2 separate regions of the Homo sapiens genome follow, and region 1 is linked to region 2. A link is a contact called in ENCODE Hi-C or POLR2A ChIA-PET data. All regions are on one chromosome and are shown on one strand. Each heading gives the region's core, a stretch centred on a gene start or an enhancer-like site at or near the end of the contact. The rest is flanking DNA. Distances are from core to core; before and after follow the strand shown.

Region 1 (3,750 bases), core at 934-3,433, 420 kb before region 2:
CACAAACCACCATGCATATCTAATTTTTTTTATTTTTTATGGAGACAGGGTCTCACTATGTTGCCCAGGCTGGACTCAAACTCCTGGCCTCAAGCAGTCCTCCTGCCTTGGCCTCCCAAAGTGCTGGGATTACAGGCATGGGCCACGATGCCCAGCCCAGTTTTTTCTTGGTTCTAAACTAAGAGTCATTATTACCTACATAGACCCATAAAGCTGCAACTAAGGCCAGCCCCTTTTCTCTATTAAATAATTTTTTCCTTCGAAAATATTGAGTTCATTGAACAATGTCTGATTTAACACTTTCAGTGACAGAAAGTCCTCTGTCCCCCAAGTCAACCTTTCCCATATCATTGGTGAGAAGGTTTTTCCTTATATTGAAGCAAACTTTTCCCCATTACAGTTAGTTTCTGCCCATATGCCCTAATTCCAGATTCCAAATAAATTAAAAAAAAATTATTCTATATGATAGCCCATCCAATATTTGAAGACTCTTGAATTCCTCTTTTCCATGTTACACATTTCCAGCGCAGAGTGCATGGTTTTACATCTCTTTCCTCGTGGTCATGGTTCTCTGGACCAGGCATGGGCTTGCCAAAGTGATCTAACAACAAACTGGTAAAGCGCTTCCTTTGCCAACATGTGGGTTCCCAAGTAATTGTATTACAAATGATCCCTTTGCCAATATTTCTCCATGATTATGTAAAAATTATTAATTTAATAGTTGAAGAAAAGTGACTCTTAGCCTAAATCATGGTCATAAGAGAATAGTACTAAAGTCCTGAAAACTGCAAAAAGTGTTCTTTTTTTTTTTTTTTGAAACTTAGCCAATTACCAGAACAGAATAAAGTGGGACCATTTGTCATGATATGCTTGCCTCTTTCCTACAAAGCCATGCACAGATGCCTGAGAACAGGACTCAACAATGAGAAGGTTAGCTAAGAAGAGTTTCACTTCACGTCCTGAGAAGTAGATCCAACTAAAAGAAGGCAGTAATCATTAGCCAAAGGATAGTCTTTGCACTTTGCCAGAAGCAGGTACCTAAAAGAAGGATCAAATATTGTGCTCTCAAAACCTGATTAAATGATAGAAAAAGAAGTGGCAGATTTCTCCTAGCCTGGCAGGAAAAATCGTCTAGGAAAACAGACAGACACCCACATAGGCACACAGAACAAGCCCAACCTGACCAGCAGTGCCTGACAGAGCAGCCGCTAAAGAAGAATGCTTAAATCCTCAGAAGGTGCAGTCGGTGGAAGTAGTGTCCTCAGATGACCCCTAACTCCTAGATAGTTGGATAGGACAGAATGGAGCAGGGACTTGGTCCTCTGTGCTCTTGGGAGCCTGGCAGGGGCAGAAGGTACAGGCTAGGTGCAAGATGCCTTCGACTCCTGGTGCAAGATGACAGTTGAATAATCATACTCAGAGAGCAGATGACCTCTGGTACTTGAAGACATCCTGGGGGATAGGGGTGGGATGGTTCAGATCTCAGACTAGTGAAACTGTTCCCTGGAGGTGAGCAAGGAGGTCTAATATTCCAGTGAAAAGGGAAGGGAAAGACGGTAGAATTCTCACGGATTGGGGGAAAGACGAAGCTAGGAACTGTACCCTTCTGGTGGTGGCAACAGCAGAGCAGGTGTCCTGGGCCCTCATTCCAAGGGGCAGGGTCCTCCACTCTCCCAGCCTGGCCCCACTCCGCTCTCGGGCAGGAATTCCCATTCCCAACCCGGCTCTTCAGGCTTTCCCCCTTAGGTCCAGCAGGGGCTCCCCACTTCCCACTGCTCTTCTGCCCCCCCAATCCTCAGGCCCCCTTCCTCCCTCCCAGACCCCGGTACTCCTCCCTCTACACACTGGACTCCCGGCCCGCTCCTCTCAGCCTCCCGCTGGCCCAGGGCGCCGCATTCCAGCTCCCGGGGCCAGGCCTGGCACCTCCCTTCGCGGCCAGGTTCGCTCTTTGCCTTCCTCACACGGCGTCTCCTCAGCCCGGTGCCCTCTCGCCCCCACTCCCCTCCTCAGGCCACACTCACAGAACTCGGCGATGTACCAGGTCACGGAGTAGTTCTCCTCGCACCAGTCCAGCGTGGAGGTCGTGGGGCCCCAGTAGCCCTCTCGGTCCGCGGCCGGAGCCATCACGCCGCCGCCGCCGCCGCCCAGGCGCTCCGCTCACTGTGCCGGGTTAGGCTGGCGACCAGGCCGGCTCCGGCCCAGCCCGCGCGCTCGCTCGCGCCCCGCCCGGCCCTGCCTCCCCGAGGGGCGGGGCCTGGCGCCGTTACTGACACTGCCCTGACGGAGGCCCCGCCCACCGGCGCCGCTGGGCCGCGGGGCCGGGCCAGGCCCGACCTGGTGTAAGGCCCACTCGGAGGGCGCCGGCTGGCCCCGCCCCTCTTCACCCTTGGGCGGGGCAGGGGCGTGATCCAGGAAGGAGCCGGGGGCCTGGGCTTCCTGGCCGGTGCAGACACGCCAATGGCCGTAGGTTGGGGGTTCCTGACATCCCAGAGGCTATATTCTGTCAGGATGTGCCAGAGCCTCTATTTGTGTGCGTGTGGTTTGATTTAATCGGGGCGGGGGTGGGATGAATACTTCTATCAAGCCCTTGCTTGATTAAACCTGTGCGGCGAAGCGCCTCTATGTCTTCCATTGAGCCACAGGCCTCAAATGGAGCCCCAAAACAGAGTACCCCCAACCAATCCCCGTGATTCTCAGGAAATAAACCGTGATTTTCTGATAAAGGTGTAAGTGTCTCTTCGGTACAAAGGGAAAGGGTGAACAACCCAGGACCGAAAAAAAAAAAGTAGGTTCTGAGATCCTAAAAAAAAAGAATGCTGCTAGCTAGAGCACTAAAGCAAAGTTTCCCTGCTTCGTTTGGGCCTCCAAGCACAGAGGTTTCCACGTTCTAACTATAATTGTGCCCTGCTCTTCAGGCAACCAACAGCCTACCCCTACTTCCAACTTCAAGTCTAATACTCCCAGCCCCCGTCTGGGAGTATCGTAGACGGCAAAACCCCGTGTCTACGAAAAATACAAAAATTAGCTGGGCGCGGTGGCTCAGACGTGTGGTCCCAGCTACTTGAGAAGCTGAGGTGGGAGGATCACTTGAGCCCCCGCGGTGGAGATTGCATGCAGTGAGCTGAGACTGTGCCAATCCAGCCTGGGAGAACAGAGCGAGACCCTGTCTCTAAATAAATAAATAAATAAATAAATAAATAAATAAATAAAAAGTCTAGTACTCCACAGGTCTGCCAGAGAGCTCTTCCTAAAACAGATGCAACCACCCTTGCCCCTAGTGTTCAGCTACACCAAACTCAAACTTTCCCCTCTCCTAGAATGCGCTGGGTCACCTGCCTTTGCTCCCACAGTTCAACTGGGACAGCCTAACTCTCTTCTCCGTTTGACCAACTCCCCACTCTTCTTTTAAAATCCAGCTCTCTGAAGCCATCCCAGATGTTTACACCCTAGAGCTTCCTTGCCCTTTGTTCACATCCTACTGTGCTACATCCTGATCAGAGACCTTGCTTTCCCTTCTTTATGGTCTTAGTATTAGGACTCTGCCTGAATACACAGTAAGAAATGAAGAGTAAAAATGAAGGATGATACAACTGCTATTTTCTAAATAAATAAGTCAGATGTGGTGCAAGTCAAAGGTAAAAGAGAGGACAAGGAGAGATGAAGAGCCCACAGCCTTTCTACAAAATAACCATAGCCAATTAGCAGGAAATAGATGCAGAACTTTTATTTGCTAGGTGCAAAACCTAGGGA
Region 2 (4,196 bases), core at 722-3,221:
TACTGGTTAAGCCTAAGCTTTACACATCTATAAAACAGAGGTAATACCACCCAGTTTGTTACGCGTATTAAAGAACACTATATATAAAGTTCTTTCATAGTGGCTGGCATTTCATTTAATAAACAGGTGGTACTACCAACCTGGGGCAAGTTGACTCCTGTCAGCTTCCTCATTTATGAATTACATGAGATAAAATTTGTAAAGCTCCTAGCAAGTTAAAGAAACTTAATAAATAACTCCTCGTGCTCGCTTCAGCAACACATATACTAAAATTGGAACGATACATACATATATATATATACACATATATATATACATATATATATACACACACACACATATATATATACTCTCTCAAGTCTTAATGGAATATGAATTTTGATCCTGTAGTTATTAAACAGCCATTTACCAACAGTTGAGCTGCCAGGAACTTACTTAGAACTGGGAATTTCCTAGTGTAAAAGACAAAAAGACACGGCTCTGGGGGCACGCGCAATACCTGCTTAGCACAGAGTAGAGCCGCTCTAAGTATTTGTTAAATGGGTAAGTGAATGGTTGACGCGACTGAGCAAAACGAATGGATGAATGAATGAATGAACGAGCTCACTGTCTAGCCTAGAAGTCAGACACCGAACCGAAATAACTGCTATATCCCGTTCCAGGCGCTGGGGCTGCTAACTCCAACTCTGTGTCCCGAGGTGAGCCCCCCTCCCCCTACTTCCCATAGTCCTCTCAGCTCAGAACAAACCCAAGGCAAGAAGAACTGGACTGCGCGCCCCAGCCGGCAGTATGACATAAAGAAAAGGGGTGGGGAGGAGGAAGAAGGGGCAGAGCCAAAGGAATCCTCTCCCTCCACAAGCCAGTCCCCGCCTCCCGACAGGATCTTGGAGGCGGCCGGCGACTGCTCGAACCGAGCACCACGTCACGGCATCCCGGCGCGTCCTAGCCAGGGGACCCCAGAGCGGGGCCGCAACGCATCGGAAACCCGGGCAGTAGTTTCCGGAGCCCGCTCGGGGAACCAGGATCTTGTAGGATCCTTCCCCACTCAAGTGTCAAGGAGACAAGCCCGCCCCGCCCCCTCTCCAAACACGCACTCCCTAGCAGCACCACAACAAGAGCAGCCAGCCCAGGCTCCTCACCCGGACCTCTCGGCGCCGGTCCCAATGTCAAGTCCACGACCCAAGCCCCTCTGGGCCAGTAGCTGTTGTCAGGGGTCCCGGCCGGCACCCGCGCCTCACTCCCTCCCCAGCGGAGAGGACAACCGAGAGAGAGTAAGCCAGCGGATACCCAGCCAGACGACCTGGACTCACCGGGAGTCTCCCAGAGCTAAACCCCCAGAGTCCCAGCACCAGGCCAGCCAGAGTCCCCCTGAGTCCACCCCGGGGAGCCCCACGATCCCGTTAGGAAACAACGGAGGATGGGGCTGGGAGCCCCAAGCCGGGCTCCGAATGCTTGGCCCGGCGCTCCTCTAGCCTGGCTGGCCTGCCAGCTCTTCCCAGGACCCTGCCTGAGAGTCACCCACCTGCCCGGCCTTTCGGGGCTCATCTAAAAGGCTCCTCCGCCAAGACTAGGGGACACCAGGAATTGGGTTTGTTTGCGGTGCCTCTGAAGGGGCAAGATGGCGACAGGTAACAGGGCGCAGGCGCAGCCGCGCGCGGCCAGTCGGGAGGTGTAGTTCGCTTTTCCCGCCTTTCGGAGAACAAACACCAAAAGGCCTCCATTCATCTTGTCCTTCTTTTCCTCCGCGTTATGAAAGAAAAGGACAGACATCGCGGAGGGTGCTGGGAGTTGTGGTCCGAATCCAAACTCCAACCTCTTTCGCTCCAGGTTTGCTGTCGTACGCGCAAGGAAGGCCGGGATTGTAGTTCCCTTGGTTTCTCCTGCATACCCTCCTGTCTCTGGCTTCGCGCGCCTCTCCTGGGCTGCCGTCTCCCAGCCAATCGGCTGCGCTCTCTGCTACGTGTGGCGTCACACGTAGCGGCCAAGATGGCGCTAGCGGTTGGAGCAGGGGCTCTGCTGCGACCTTTACGGTAGTGAGGTTAGGGACGATGGGAGAGCAGCTTTGTTCCTGAAGTGCCGTCGAGGATTAGGATCGAGTTTCTTCGATCGTGAGGGCAATTATTAGTGGCCTCTAGCCCCCCAGATGGCATCTTGAGGAGAGAGAATCCACGCTACGAGAACTAACATAGTGGACATCGCAGTTGTCCGTAGCCGATTTGCGGGTTACGGAGTTGTTGCAAGTAAAGAAGGGGAAATCCGAGCGTTCTCGCGTTGGATTTCCTCCACGTGTGAAGTGGGAATGGTAGTGATATCTCGTGCTATCTCTGTCAAGGGCAAGAAGGAGAAGGAATTTATTTGAGGCCCTACGACGTGGTAGGTTCACCCTCAGCCTTTGTTCTTATTTCATCTTATTTGTGGAGAAGGTCTTTTCGTTCCTATTTTACAGGTGAGAAAAGGGGCCCAATATATAGTTATTTGCGGCCATAAAATAGAAGCCAGTTGCCTGATACTGAAGATTCAATGAAATCTTGTGATTGACTTCCCTCTTTAAATTTTGTACTTTGGGTAACATCGGATCCGGTAGAAACGCTCGTCAGAAAGAGTTTTTAATGTGCATTCTACAATTTCCAGACATAGTTTCCTTCTTGAAAAATTGGGTTAATACTACCCTATAGGGATCTTGTGATGCACCACGTAAACGTTGTAAGTTGTGAACCACTATACAAACGTATGAGACTCTTCATGTTCTTGAGTGGAACTGTAGGTTAGGAAGAGAAGGTAAATAACAGCATTTAAGTTTCCTACTACTATTTGCCCATTAGCTAAAAATACCCTCCGAGGTCTAGGAAAGTCACTGTTGTTGAAACCCAACCTACACCTTCAGAAAATCGTAAAGTGGAACATATTAATCACCAGGCCCTCCCTCCGCTGTCTCCCTGACCTTCCTATGCATCCAGTTGCTTAAGAACTCTTGGAAAGATAGTAAGTGAAATCTTCATAGAGGATTTTTGTACTTTAACATATATTATTTGATTTGAGCCTCGCAACATTTCAGTGTGACAGGTACGATTAAGGTCTTTCATACTATGAATGAGAAAAACATAGATGTACCAAGGACTCACCAAATTTCACGGAGCTAGGAATTGGAAGAGAGCTAGGCTTTGTAATCCCAGGTCTTCTGACCTCCAAATGTCCTTTCCTCTACAGTGAATGTCAAAATGACAATGAATGTCTACTCCTCTACAATGGAGTACAAATCGAAAGACAAGGGGCTTATAAAACTGACTCTGACCTTAAGAAGTAGCATATGAGTGATGAATTATTATAGTCAATCCTTGTGCTTACTAAGTGCCACATACTGGTCTAAGCATTTTACATAGTAATTCAGTCCTTAGAACAACTTTATGAGGTGGAAACTTTTATTATCTCTAATTACAAAGGAGGCAACTAAAGTCTAGGAAAGAAGCAAAATAGCTTGCCTAAAGTCACACATAAGTAAATGGTGGCTCACGCCTGTAAACCCAGCACTTTGGGAGGCTGAGGCAAGTGGATCATTTGAGGTCAGGAGTTCAAGACCAGCCTGGCCAACATGGTGAAAGCCCACCTCTACTAAAAATACAAAAATTAGCTGGGCATGGTGGCATGTGCCTGTAATCCCAGCTACTCGGGAGGCTGAGACAGGAGAATTGCTTGAACCAGGGAGGTGGAGGTTGCAGTGAGCCAAGATCGCTCTACTGCATTCCAGCGTGGGCAACAGAGCAAGACTCCATCTTAAAAAAAAAAAAAAAAAAAAAAGCTAAAGCTGGGATTTAAACCTGATTATGTTGGCTCCAGAGCCTATGCTCTAGACCAGTGGTTCTAAACTTTAATGGTCAATAGGAACCGCTTGAGGATCTTGTTAAAACGCAAATATTGGTAGTATAGATATCAGGTAAGGCCTGGATCCTATAGTCTTAACAGGCCCCCAGGTGATGTTGATGGTGCTGGTCATTACATACTACAGTTCACATCTTCCCTTTTCTCCTAACCGTATTTATTTTGCAGTCAGAAACTACCTTTCCCATGCTGCCTGTGACTGCTTTATAGTCTCAAATGTTCCCAACATGCTCTTCCTTAAGGATTAGACTCAAACTTTTTCCTCAAAAAGCTTATCCTGCCCCTGTCTTTCCCTCTAGGATAAGACAGACATCCCTGCC

What was found. Hi-C counts contacts between places; a loop is a spot of excess contacts on that map. ChIA-PET counts read pairs that join two places held with the same protein, here RNA polymerase II (POLR2A). Pooled maps may share reads with other maps.
Region 1: a map of ascending aorta shows a loop between it and region 2 (10-fold over the local background). The contact joins the promoter of ACER3 here to the promoter of EMSY-DT in region 2. A Hi-C loop is called at or near these places in 5 of 168 maps with a recorded cell type or tissue (CD4-positive, alpha-beta T cell, Caco-2, Right ventricle myocardium inferior and 2 more), 4 of 37 single-sample maps with no recorded cell type and 18 of 50 pooled maps. POLR2A ChIA-PET finds 5 or more read pairs at or near these places in 1 of 52 experiments (Caco-2).

Annotation. Positions count from the first base shown.
Region 1 is chr11:76,859,351-76,863,100 of GRCh38, reverse strand. ACER3 (alkaline ceramidase 3) reads right to left here and starts at 2,183. Exons shown (of 11, transcript NM_018367.7): 1 at 2,022-2,183. The coding sequence starts at 2,124. RefSeq lists silencers at 2,111-2,370, 2,411-2,510.
Region 2 is chr11:76,442,455-76,446,650 of GRCh38, reverse strand. EMSY-DT (EMSY divergent transcript) reads left to right here and starts at 1,971. Exons shown (of 2, transcript NR_186348.1): 1 at 1,971-2,373. It overlaps EMSY (EMSY transcriptional repressor, BRCA2 interacting), which reads right to left and starts at 1,633. Exons shown (of 22, transcript NM_001300942.2): 1 at 1,523-1,633. RefSeq lists enhancers at 632-926, 1,066-1,135, 1,176-1,225, 1,426-1,655, 1,356-1,992 and 1 more.